2 separate regions of the Homo sapiens genome follow, and region 2 is linked to region 1. The links are chromatin loops, found by intact Hi-C in ENCODE. Cell type or tissue: endothelial cell of umbilical vein. All regions are shown on one strand. Links, peaks and the distances in the headings refer to the core of each region. The heading gives the core; the rest is flanking DNA. Region 1 holds the start of PSORS1C2 (psoriasis susceptibility 1 candidate 2). Region 2 holds the start of LINC01149 (long intergenic non-protein coding RNA 1149).

Evidence for each region. Peaks named below come from ENCODE experiments on the same cell type or tissue, not always from the same donor. Only the 100,000 strongest peaks of a DNase experiment are listed, where the experiment ranks them.
Region 2: it touches region 1 in a loop (5-fold over the local background); 4 of 110 quality-filtered maps call a loop at or near these places.

What each region holds. Positions count from the first base shown.
Region 1 is chr6:31,134,886-31,140,259 of GRCh38, reverse strand. It overlaps PSORS1C1 (psoriasis susceptibility 1 candidate 1), which reads right to left. Exons shown (of 6, transcript NM_014068.3): 4 at 1,801-1,830; 5 at 1,481-1,604; 6 at 168-619. The coding sequence ends at 328. PSORS1C2 (psoriasis susceptibility 1 candidate 2) reads left to right here and starts at 1,194. Exons shown (of 2, transcript NM_014069.3): 1 at 1,194-1,288; 2 at 1,954-2,726. The coding sequence starts at 1,234. The coding sequence ends at 2,309. RefSeq lists an enhancer at 1,694-2,674. In endothelial cell of umbilical vein, for the core only: a CTCF peak has its summit at 2,645 (motif pointing left); a DNase peak (open chromatin) is centred at 2,639.
Region 2 is chr6:31,438,810-31,444,183 of GRCh38, reverse strand. It overlaps LINC01149 (long intergenic non-protein coding RNA 1149), which reads right to left and starts at 2,517. Exons shown (of 2, transcript NR_144465.1): 1 at 1,873-2,517. In endothelial cell of umbilical vein, for the core only: CTCF peaks have their summits at 2,184 and 2,386 (motif pointing right); a DNase peak (open chromatin) is centred at 2,473; H3K27me3 peaks cover 958 bases.

The sequences.
Region 1 (5,374 bases), core at 91-5,090:
GAGCAAGGGGGCCAATTAGAAGGGTGTTGGGGAGGCTCAGGGGAGATGGTGGCTCAGGATGATGGGCTGGGTTTGGACAGGGTGTGGAGGGGCTTGCAGGTGGATGGTGGAGGAGTGTAACGAAGGTTTCTGGGTGAGCCCTGGAGGGAACAGATGAGATCACGCCATTGCATAATAAGGTGTTCCTTACTGTGGGGTAGCGGACCAGGCAGGGAACAACCTGGGAGGAATCAAATTTTATTTTGGACATGTTACTTCTGAAAGGCTAACAGACTTCCAGGCAGAAAGGTCCTTGAGGGAAACGTTCTAGGGGTCTCTCTGGGAGGCTTAGATCAAGGAGCTGAGACCAAAAGGAGAATGGGAGGGAGGAGACGAGTACAATAGAGTTGGAGCCAAGGTCCTAGAGGCGGATAGGTGGATTCCTGAGGGAGGAGGAAGGGGCTGAGGTTGCTGGAGCCTGGCAGCTTCTTCCGGAGCCATTGGCAGGACTGATGCAAACAGCTCTGGGTGGGAAGAGGGAACCAGGATATCCTCCTGTGTCCTTCCTTTTCTGCAGTCATCCTGGGTGGCTGCCAGATGGAATTCCTTGGATATCATTGCTTGGAGGTCCCCTGCATGCCTGAAGAAGGACATGGTGGAGAGCAGGATGCCTGGATCCCATGGGGGAAGGGAAGTGCCCAGGAAAGCACGAAGCCCCAGGGGGAGCTTTCAGTGCGGGGGTGAGTGGGGAGGCTGGGGTAGTAGCTGACACTGTCCCAGCTGCATCCCAGGTTTGAAAAGCACCTCCTCCCTCAGCGCAGGCATCCTGCCTCCCAACCCTGTAATTACGGTGCTTCCCAACGCCCATCGCGTGGTTTGCTCCCATTCTTTGGCTTCCAATAGTTGCAAGGGATGAAGGTGGACATCTCTGTGATTACGGAGATGCCAAGTGGGTATTGACTGCTCCAGGATGTGGATGGAGGGTGTGAAAACCAGGGTGGGGTGACGCAGGCTCTGGGTCATGATAGGGAGAGCAGGCAGCTGGGTCCTGGGCTGGAGGACTAAAATAAGGGACGCCACCTTCAGGGGTGACACATCAGCCCAGGCCTTCCCAACGGGTTTGACCAGTTCTGTTCTGATGGTATTCCTGTGCCACTGGGCTGGTCCCTCCTCCACTCCTCCCCTATAAAGCCTCTTGGGGTTCCCAGGCACCCAGACTCAGCCCACCCCAGCTTTGGGGGCCAGTACATAGCCATGATCCTCAACTGGAAGCTCCTGGGGATCCTGGTCCTTTGCCTGCACACCAGAGGTGAGGTGGGAACAGAGGCAGGGACTGCAGTTTGGGGTGATGAGGGATACTCAAGATGGCGGAGGTGAACTGGACGCATGGGGTTGGGGACAGGAATTCAGGGGACGCAGAAGGTGCATCTGGCTCACCAGAAATGGCTTTCTGGACACATTGGGTGGGGGACATGGTGCAGAAGGTGCATTTGGCTCTCACCAGAAATGGTTTGCTGGCTCCATGTGGCAAAGTCGGTCAGGATTAACGTGGGGGGGACGAGTTTCCTCGGAGCTGGGATCTGTGTTAAGGAGCTGGGGTCCTTGTAAAGCTGGGGTCTGTGTGCCTGGGGGCCAAGGTGTAACCCACTTTGGGTTGCAGGTTGGCCTGAGGACAAAGCTAGTGGGGTACCCCAACCAGGGGTGGATGGAGCTTATTTGGAGAAGTCTGGTCAGTTTAAAGTGGGTCAAGTGAACGGTTCAGATCCATCGGGGGTAGGGGTTCATGACATTTTACCATCAGTTAAGTATTTACAAACCTACCGAGAGCTCTTTGAGAGTGACTTTTTTGGTCTGTTTGTGGGTCAGTTCAGGCTGCGTCCATCCAGACAGGCTCCTCCTCCTGGGGCTGGGGCTGGGTGGGGCTGGGGAGAGAAGCCCTCACCACCTCTTACCTTTCTCCTTCCTCCTTTACAGGCATCTCAGGCAGCGAGGGCCACCCCTCTCACCCACCCGCAGAGGACCGAGAGGAGGCAGGCTCCCCAACATTGCCTCAGGGCCCCCCAGTCCCCGGTGACCCTTGGCCAGGGGCACCCCCTCTCTTTGAAGATCCTCCGCCTACCCGCCCCAGTCGTCCCTGGAGAGACCTGCCTGAAACTGGAGTCTGGCTCCCTGAACCGCCTAGAACGGATCCTCCTCAACCTCCCCGGCCTGACGACCCTTGGCCGGCAGGACCCCAGCCCCCAGAAAACCCCTGGCCTCCTGCCCCTGAGGTGGACAACCGACCTCAGGAGGAGCCAGACCTAGACCCACCCCGGGAAGAGTACAGATAATGGAGTCCCCTCAGCCGTTCTGTTCCCAGGCATCTCCAGGCACCCACGCCCTCTCCACCCTCTGATTCCCCGTGAATTCTTCCCAATTTAGCCTGTCTCCTTAAACCTCTTCCTCATTCCCTCGGTTTTATTCTGAACCCGTAAGGTGGTGTTCTCAATATTTCCTGTCCCCTCCTGAGATCCATACTTAGTCCTCACATCGCCCGTTTTTTCCTCTGACAGCCTAAGCCTACTCTCCTACCTCGCCTCCAGGCCTCGGCCGCACCTACCTCCCACCCGGTCTTCCTGCCCGCGCGATCGCTGGGGCAGGGCTATGGTACTGTGTTCCCTTCTGCCACCTGGTGGCCGGCGGCAGGAACTATCAGTAGACAGCTGCTGCTTCCATGAAACGGAAAAATAAAAATCATGTTTTCTTAATTCTGAATCTAGGCTGCTGCTTTAACTAACACTTAGGGTCTTTTTTATTTATTTTTATTTATTTGTTTTTTTCTTTTTTTGAGACGAAGTCTCGCTCTGTCGCCCAGGCTGGAGTACAGTGGCACGATCTCGGCTCACTGCAAGCTCCGCCTCCCGGGTTCACGCTATTCTGCCTCAGCCTCCCGAGTAGCTGGGACTACAGGCGCCCGCCACCACGCCAGGCTAATTTTTTGTATTTTTTAGTAGAGGCGGGGTTTCACCGTGTTAGCCAGAGTGGTCTCGATCTCCTGACCTCGTGATCTGCCCGCCTGGGCCTCCCAAAGTGCTGGGATTACACGCGTGAGCCACAGCGCCCGGCCTCTTTCTTCTTTTTCTTTCTTTTTTTTTTAGACGGAGTCTCACTCTATGCCCAGGCTGGAGTGCAATGGCACGATCTCGGCTCACTGCAACCTCCGCCTCCCGGGTTCAAGCCATTCTCCTGCCTCAGCCTTCTGAGTAGCTGGGATTACAGGTGCGCACCACCATGCCCGGCTAATTTTTGTATTTTAGTAGAGATGGGGTTTCACCATGTTGGCCAGGCTGGTCTCGAACTCCTGACATCGTGATCTGCCCACCTCGGCCTCCCAAAGGGCTGGGATTACAGGCGTGAGCCACCGTGCCCGGCCAACACTTATGTTTTTGACTATTAGGATGCCCTCTTCACAGTCCTAAACTTACGGAGACCTGGAAGTAACTTGAGTTCCTATCTTGCCCATGTCCAGCATGTAAGGCTCTGGGGCTTAGCAGGAGGAGGGTTGGAAATGTCACTATGCAAGTCACAATAACATTCAGGCCCACATTTCTCCCTTTCTGAGAACACTATATTAAAGAATGGGAAGGCAAGTTTCATCTCTGTTTAATGGCCTATGGCTTGGATACCCCTAGTGGTATATGCAAACCTTCCCAGGGGTGTGTCGGCAGGACCAGTTTTAAGGGAATCAGTTTCCAGATTAATATGTGCCCCCCGCTAGAATGAATCTCCTGCTTGTCCTGGGCCTGACCAGAGTGCCCTTCCCAGAGCCGCCAAAGGTCAATAGGAAACAAATCAACCTTTCCCATCTCATTAAGAGATTCATTTTCTTTCTTTTCTTTTTTTTTTTTTTTGAGACGTATTATCTCTCTGTCGCCCAGGCTGGAGTGCAGTGGCACGACAGATATCAGCTCACTGCAACCTTCGCCTCCTGGATTCAAGTGATTCTCCTGCCTCAACCTCCCGAGTAGCTGGGATTACAGGTGTGTGCCACCACACCCAGATAAGTTTTCTATTTTTAGTAGAGATGGGATTTTGCCATGTTGGCCAGGCTGGTCTCGAATTCCTGATCTCATGGGATCTGCTTGCCCTGGCCTCCCAAAGTGCTAGGATTACAGGTGTAAACCACCACGCCTGGCCAAGAGATGCATTTTCAATAAGTTACTTTTCATGTCTTTTTGTGTGTTTGTTTGAGACAGGGTCTCCATCTGTCATCCAGGCTGGAGTGCAGTGGCACGATCATGGCTCGTATAGCTTCAACCTCCTGGGCTCAAGCAATCCTCCTATCTCAGCCTCTGGCGTAGCTGAGACTACAGGTGCACCACCCCTGACTAATTTTTTGTATTTGTTTAGTTTAGTTTTGTTTTGTTTTTAGAGATGGGGTTTTACCGTGTTGCCCGGGCTTGTCTCAAACTCCGGAGCTCAAGTGATCGGCCCATCTTGGCCTCCCAAAGTGCTGAGATTACAGGCACGAGCCACCGCGCCTGACCAACTTTTTATGTTTAATCCTTGTGAATATTCCTAGTTTTGGTTAACTGCAATAATTGCAATACAAATAGAATAACTGTTTCTAACACTTGTTCAAGGGCTTGTTCACGTATTTTTTAAAAGGATGCTAACAGATATGAAAGTTCTATGGCATTATATTCAATTTGCTACACTTAGAGTGACGTGCAGTCTCCGACAGACTGAGCACAACAAATTGTTTTTAATTTTAAAAACTGACATGGCCAGGCATGGTGGCTCACGCCTGTAATCCCAGCATTTGGGAGGCTGAGGTAGGCAGATCACTTGAGGTCAGCAATTCAAGACCAGCCTGGACAATGGTGAAACTCTGTCTCTACTAAAAATACAAAAAACTTAGCTGGGCATCCCAGCTACTCGGGAAGCTAGGGCATGAGAATTGCTTGAACCTGGGAGGCAGAGGTTGCAGTGAGCCGAGATCGCACCACTGCACTCCAGCCTGGGAGACAGAGTGAGACTCCATCTCAAAAATAATAAATAAATAAATAAATACATAAATAGTGATGTGATTTTTAACATGTATTTGCAATTCCTTGAAAAGCATACCCTTTGGAATGCTATTAAATTATTACAAATGTTAAATGTTGACTTAAAAATGTGCAAGGGGCTGGGCAAGGTGGCTCATGCCTGTAATACCAGCACTTCGGGAGGCCGAATCGGGTGGATTGCTTGTGGCCAGGAGTTTGAGACCAGCCTAGGCAACATGGCAAAACTGTTTCTACAGAAAATTTAAGAAATTAGCCAGATGTGGTGGCCCGCACCTGTAGTCCCAGCTACTCAGGAGGCTGAGGTGGGAAGATTGCTTGACCCTGGGAGGTTGAGGCTATAGTGAGCC
Region 2 (5,374 bases), core at 90-5,089, 300 kb before region 1:
TATTAGTAAAATGACCATAGTTCCCAAAGCAATCTAAAGATTCAAGGGAATTCCAACAAAAATACCAAGGTTATTTTTCCACAGAATTAGAAAAAATAATTCTAATATTTCTATGGACCCAAAACATTTTTAAAAAGTCCAAATAGCCAAAGAAATCCTGAGCAAAAAGAACAAAGCTAGGGCCATCACACTACTTGACTTTAAAATACATTACAAGGCTATAGTATCCAAAACAGAATGGTATTGATATAAAAACAGACATGCCAATCAATGGAACATAATAGAGAATGCAGAAATAAATCCATATATTTACAGCCAACTGACTTTTAACAAAGGTGCCAAGAACACACATTTGGGAAAAGGACACCCTCTTCAGTAAAAGGGCTGGGAAAATGGATATCCCGTATGCAGAAGAATGAAATTAGATTCTTATCTCTCACCCTATTAAAAATCAACTCAAGTTGACTTAAATAAAATGAAAGACCTGAAACTATAAAACAACTGGAAGAAAACAGGGGAAACATTCTAGGCCAGTGGTCCGGGCAAAGGTTTTATGGCTAAGACTTCAAAAATATAGAAAACACAAATAAAACCAGACAAATAGGACTATAATAACTAAAAAAGCTTCTGCATAGCAAATAAAACAATTGACAGAGTGAAGAGACAATCTGCTGAACAGGAGAAAACATTTTCAAACAATTTATCTGACAAGGGACTAATATCCAGAATACTATAAGAAACTCAAACAACTCAAGAATTAAAAAACCAAACAATCTTATTAAAAAGTGGGCAAAGGGCATGAATAAATATTTTTCAGAAGAAGAATATAAATGGCCAACAGATACATAAAAAAATGTTCAACATCACTAATCATTAGGGAAATGCAAATCAAAACCACAATGAGATGTCATCTTACCCCAGATAGAATAGCCACAACTGAAAAGACAAAAATAAAATAAATAAAATAAAATAAAATAACAGATGCTGGTGATGTGGAGAAAAGGGAACTCTTGTACGCTGTTGATAGGAATTTAAATTAGTACAGCCACTATAGAAGACAGTATGGAGAGTTTTAAAAAATCTAAAAATAGAACCACTATATTATCCAGCAATTCGGGGGTGGGTTTGGAAAGTGCTGGAGTTCAGGGATCAGGGTTGGCAGAGAGCAGGGCCTGGGGGTGCTTGGGTAGCTGGAGGAGAATGAAGGAGGCAGATGCCTGGGTACCAGGGTATCAAAGTGAGGGAAGTGCGGGGCTGTCCCAAGAGGGCAGGAGACTAACAGAAGAATTCTTGAGACCTGTTGGGAATAGGGAAGGGTGGAACCCTCAGGATCCAGGGCAAGGGGTCAGAATCTTGGGCCAGGCTCATCGCTGAGCTCTTTGTAACCCACCACCATCTTCAGACTCCCAGCTAAGTTGTGCACGTATCCTCCAAGAGCATCTCCTTGGCTGCCAGCAGAGGGACCTGCTCTCTGCCTGTGACCCTGTGGCCACTGGGCCTGGCAAGGTAGCTCCTGCTGTCAAAGACAATGAAGAGGCAGCCATCCAGCAAGCCGAGTGCTGTGACCCCAGGCTTCCCGGGGCTGGACTCTGCTAGGACAGTAAGGCCCGAGCACAGAAAGTGGGGCCCTCAACCTACCAGGGCTGGGCCCCTTAGCCCCTGTCCTTCACTCTCTTTTCTTCAGGATCCTAGGAACTCCCTCCTGCTTTACACACACCTACACACACACACACACACACACACACACACACACACCCCTTCTAAAGAAACACTTCCCACTTTTCTCTCCTCCCTGACTCCTTTCACCCTCCTCCTTTTTCCTCCTCCTCTTCCTCCCCCCCCCTTATAAAGAAAAAGGTTTAATTGACCTACAGTTCCAGTGTTTGGTATGATTCCTTCTTCTCTTATGATCCATTTCATCTCCCTTCTGCTCTCTGGAGCCTCCCTCCTTCCTGGACCGAGGCCCCAAGGTTGGAGCTCACAGACTGATTCCTGGGATGAGCAGCCTCCACCTGCAGGAGCAGTGGCAGGAACAAGGGAGGGGACAGGAGGCCAAGGTCCCATCCTGGAGGCTGGGGGACTGGGTCGTGCATTAGCAAGGGTTTGGGGTTGAGTCAGCTCCAGACCTGATCCTGCTGTTTTGGTCTGGAGGCCTCCCTCTGCCCTGAGACAAAAGTCCAGTCAATCAGTTGTGGGAGAAAACGTTCATATCAACATGGATTTTGGGAAGCTGGATGAACTCAGAGCCTGACACGAGACCGGGAGACTCTCTTCTGTGCAGAGTCCCGTCCAGGTGCGGGGAACAGGGGGAGAGCCTGGGACGTCCTGGCTGGGGAGAAAGGGGAGCGGGGTCCTCTGTCTTCAGTCCTGTGGCCACACGGGGGCGCCGCCACAGTGCTCTCGGATTCTGACTGAGCGCTTTCGGGGACCAGGCTGCGGGCTGAGTGGGGCAGACGGGGCTGATCCTGAGGTCATCCACGCCAGGATGGAGGCGTCTCCTGAGCAGCCCTGGAATCCACAGGACTCAGGCTAGATTTGCTTGTCCTGCAACGTGAGGCAATTGTGAAGTAACAAGGTCTGGCTCTAGAATTCTTATGGCGAATACGGCTGTCATAAAATCCAACCAGAATGAGAGTCCAGCGCCTGAGTTGACTGTCCTGGGCACACCCGGCTTTGACGGGGTTGCCAAAAACTTAACTTTGGCACTCACAGAAATTTCAATGATTGTGGAAAACTCCGAATAAGTGTGTACGATTTCATTTCTGATGTCTCTGGCGCTTTTGAAAGGCCAGAAAGAGCCATGCAAAGAGGCTGAAAGCCTCCTCTGGGAATTCTCAAATCCCTTTTCATAGCAGTAAATTGTACCTAGAGAGCCAAGACTGAAGGACATAGAGAGAAGGATCTGGAGACGGAGCCGTCTTTTCTGAGCAGCACGGACGGGGCTGTCAGGGCGCTTTTCCCCTCTGTGTTCAGCAGGATGGACTCTGCAGTGAGGCGCAGCCCCTGTCTCCCGGGAGCCTCAGGGCCACACATCCTCCCGATGCCCCATGTCAGGAGCATCTTTTTCCTTATCTTGTTTTTCACGACTCCTTTCCTTTTTCTGTCCTGTGGCTACTAATACAACAGACAGACAAGATCTTATAAGACCAGATAAAAGATGTCACTGATGATGGCTAAGACATGATTATGAAGGAACAGTGGAAGATACAGACAGAGCAAGAGAAAGAGACAAAACACAGAGAAAGAACAGAAATAGAAAAACACAGAAAAAGAATATCCATCCATCTATCCATGCTTCTGTCTACCTATCTACCTCCTTGCAAGGTAGGTACATCAACACTTTTTTTTTTTTGAGATGGAGTCTCGCTCTGTCACCCAGGCTGGAGTGCAGTGGCATGATCTCAGCTCACTGCAATCTCCGCCTCCTGGGTTCAAGCAATTCTCTGCCTCAGCTTCCCAAGTAGCTGGGATTACAGGCGTCTGCCACCATGCCCGGCTAATTTTTGTATTTTTAGTAGAGATGGGGTTTTACCATGTTGGTCAAGCTGGTCTCGTACTCCTGACCTCGTGATCCACCCACCTCGGCCTCCCAAAGTGCTGGGATTACAGGCATGAGCCACCGCGCCCAGCCACATCAACACTTTTAAATTCATGCTCCAATAAAATCACAAGCTTTTTTTTGCTGGCTCACACCTGCCTCCTTCATCCAGCTGACTGATGTATTTGCTGAAGTCTTGCCATGTTCTGCACTGGGTACTGAGCATTGGAGTCTAAACAGGAACAGATCCCTGTGATGCACTCACATGGGGCCCTTTACTGTCCCGTCCCTGGCTGTGAGACATCCTCATCTCCCTGAGGCTCTTCTTTCTGGTTACTGGGAGAAGTTCCCGGCCCGCCTCCCTACTGACACCTGAGAGACTCCAACATCCTGGAACATCACTATCTTCGAATCGAGCACTGATTTTCAGCATTTATCCTGTGTCCACCACTTGAGTACTAAATACCCTTTTGATGATTTTCTCATTTAGAAGCTGCTAGAGAAGGATGCGGTTGTAACTTCAGGCATGTTGTTTAAGAGAAATCTAAAAATTAGGAAAATTCATGGAAAGGGCCTTTTCTGCTTACTTTCAGAACACTTCTTGTTCATCTTCTCATTGAGTTTGATTGCTGGAAAAGTGGCTTCCATATCCCCTGACTTAATGCAAGTAGTGGAAACACCTGCTCAGTGAACAAGTACTTTGGAAAATGCCCTCAGAACTTCACACATCAGAAAAACATGTGTGTCTCCCTGCTCAACCCTGGAGTTGCCAATATGCTACATGTTAATTCCTCACTGACCTTACTCAAGCCCTCTGGAAGAGAATGGTGCTCCTAAAAATGTCCCAGTGGCATGGGACAGCAAATTCCTCTGTGCTCACTGCAAGAAAGCACACAATTCAACTTTTCAATCCCATTGAGTATCTGAAAATGAACTGTATTTTCAATGTATTCCCCTCCAGAGAGTACATTGCAGAGGAAACCTGTTCAAATCCACAAATGATTTTGAGTCAAGAAGCTAAATATGAGGTCCTTCAAGAAAAGTTAAGAGATTCCCTGACCTTAAATTTCATGTTGCACTTATAAGATGGACCTGTTAGCATCTGTCCCCACCTCTGGGTACCCGGCAGAATGTGCTGTCTTTTGGGACTCAGGGAGATAGTCACCCACACCAGGAGCACCAAATAAATCCCTAGGAGGGACTCCATGGTCCACCCAGGAGCCTCCTCAAGCAACTTCTTCCCCCAAATAACCTTGAAGTCCTAGAAATCAACTAAGAAAAAAGATATCCATGTCTTTGATTTAAAAAAAATAATGAAATGCCAACAGTCCAGCACCCAATAGGGAAGCTATGAGACTACATTTTCTGCATGTGGAGAAGACACATCTAATGGAGAAATGGGAAACTGCTTCAAAAGTGTTGGGCCACAGTGAGAGAATGTGGTTGTCACCACCACCACCCACTGCCCACTCACTCAGTAACCCCTCCCCATTTTAACAAACACACCAATGATGAGAAACACTTTGTACCTTCCTCTACTGTAATAAGCCTATTATCATGTCATCTCCTGTGGTTGATTTTTTCACTTAAGGATGACCTCTGGGCTTGTGATGGGAGAGGTTGCTGTGAAAGTCTCTGACATTCCCTGGAGATATTTTCCCCATTGTCATGGTGATTGACATTGAGCTCCCCCTTACTGATGCAAATTTCTGCAGTGGGCTTGAATTTCTCTCCAGAAAATGGGTTTTTATTTTCTATTGCATCATCAGGATGCGAATTTTTCAAACTTTTATGCTCTGCTTCCTCTTGAACACTTTGCTGCTTAGAAATTTCTTC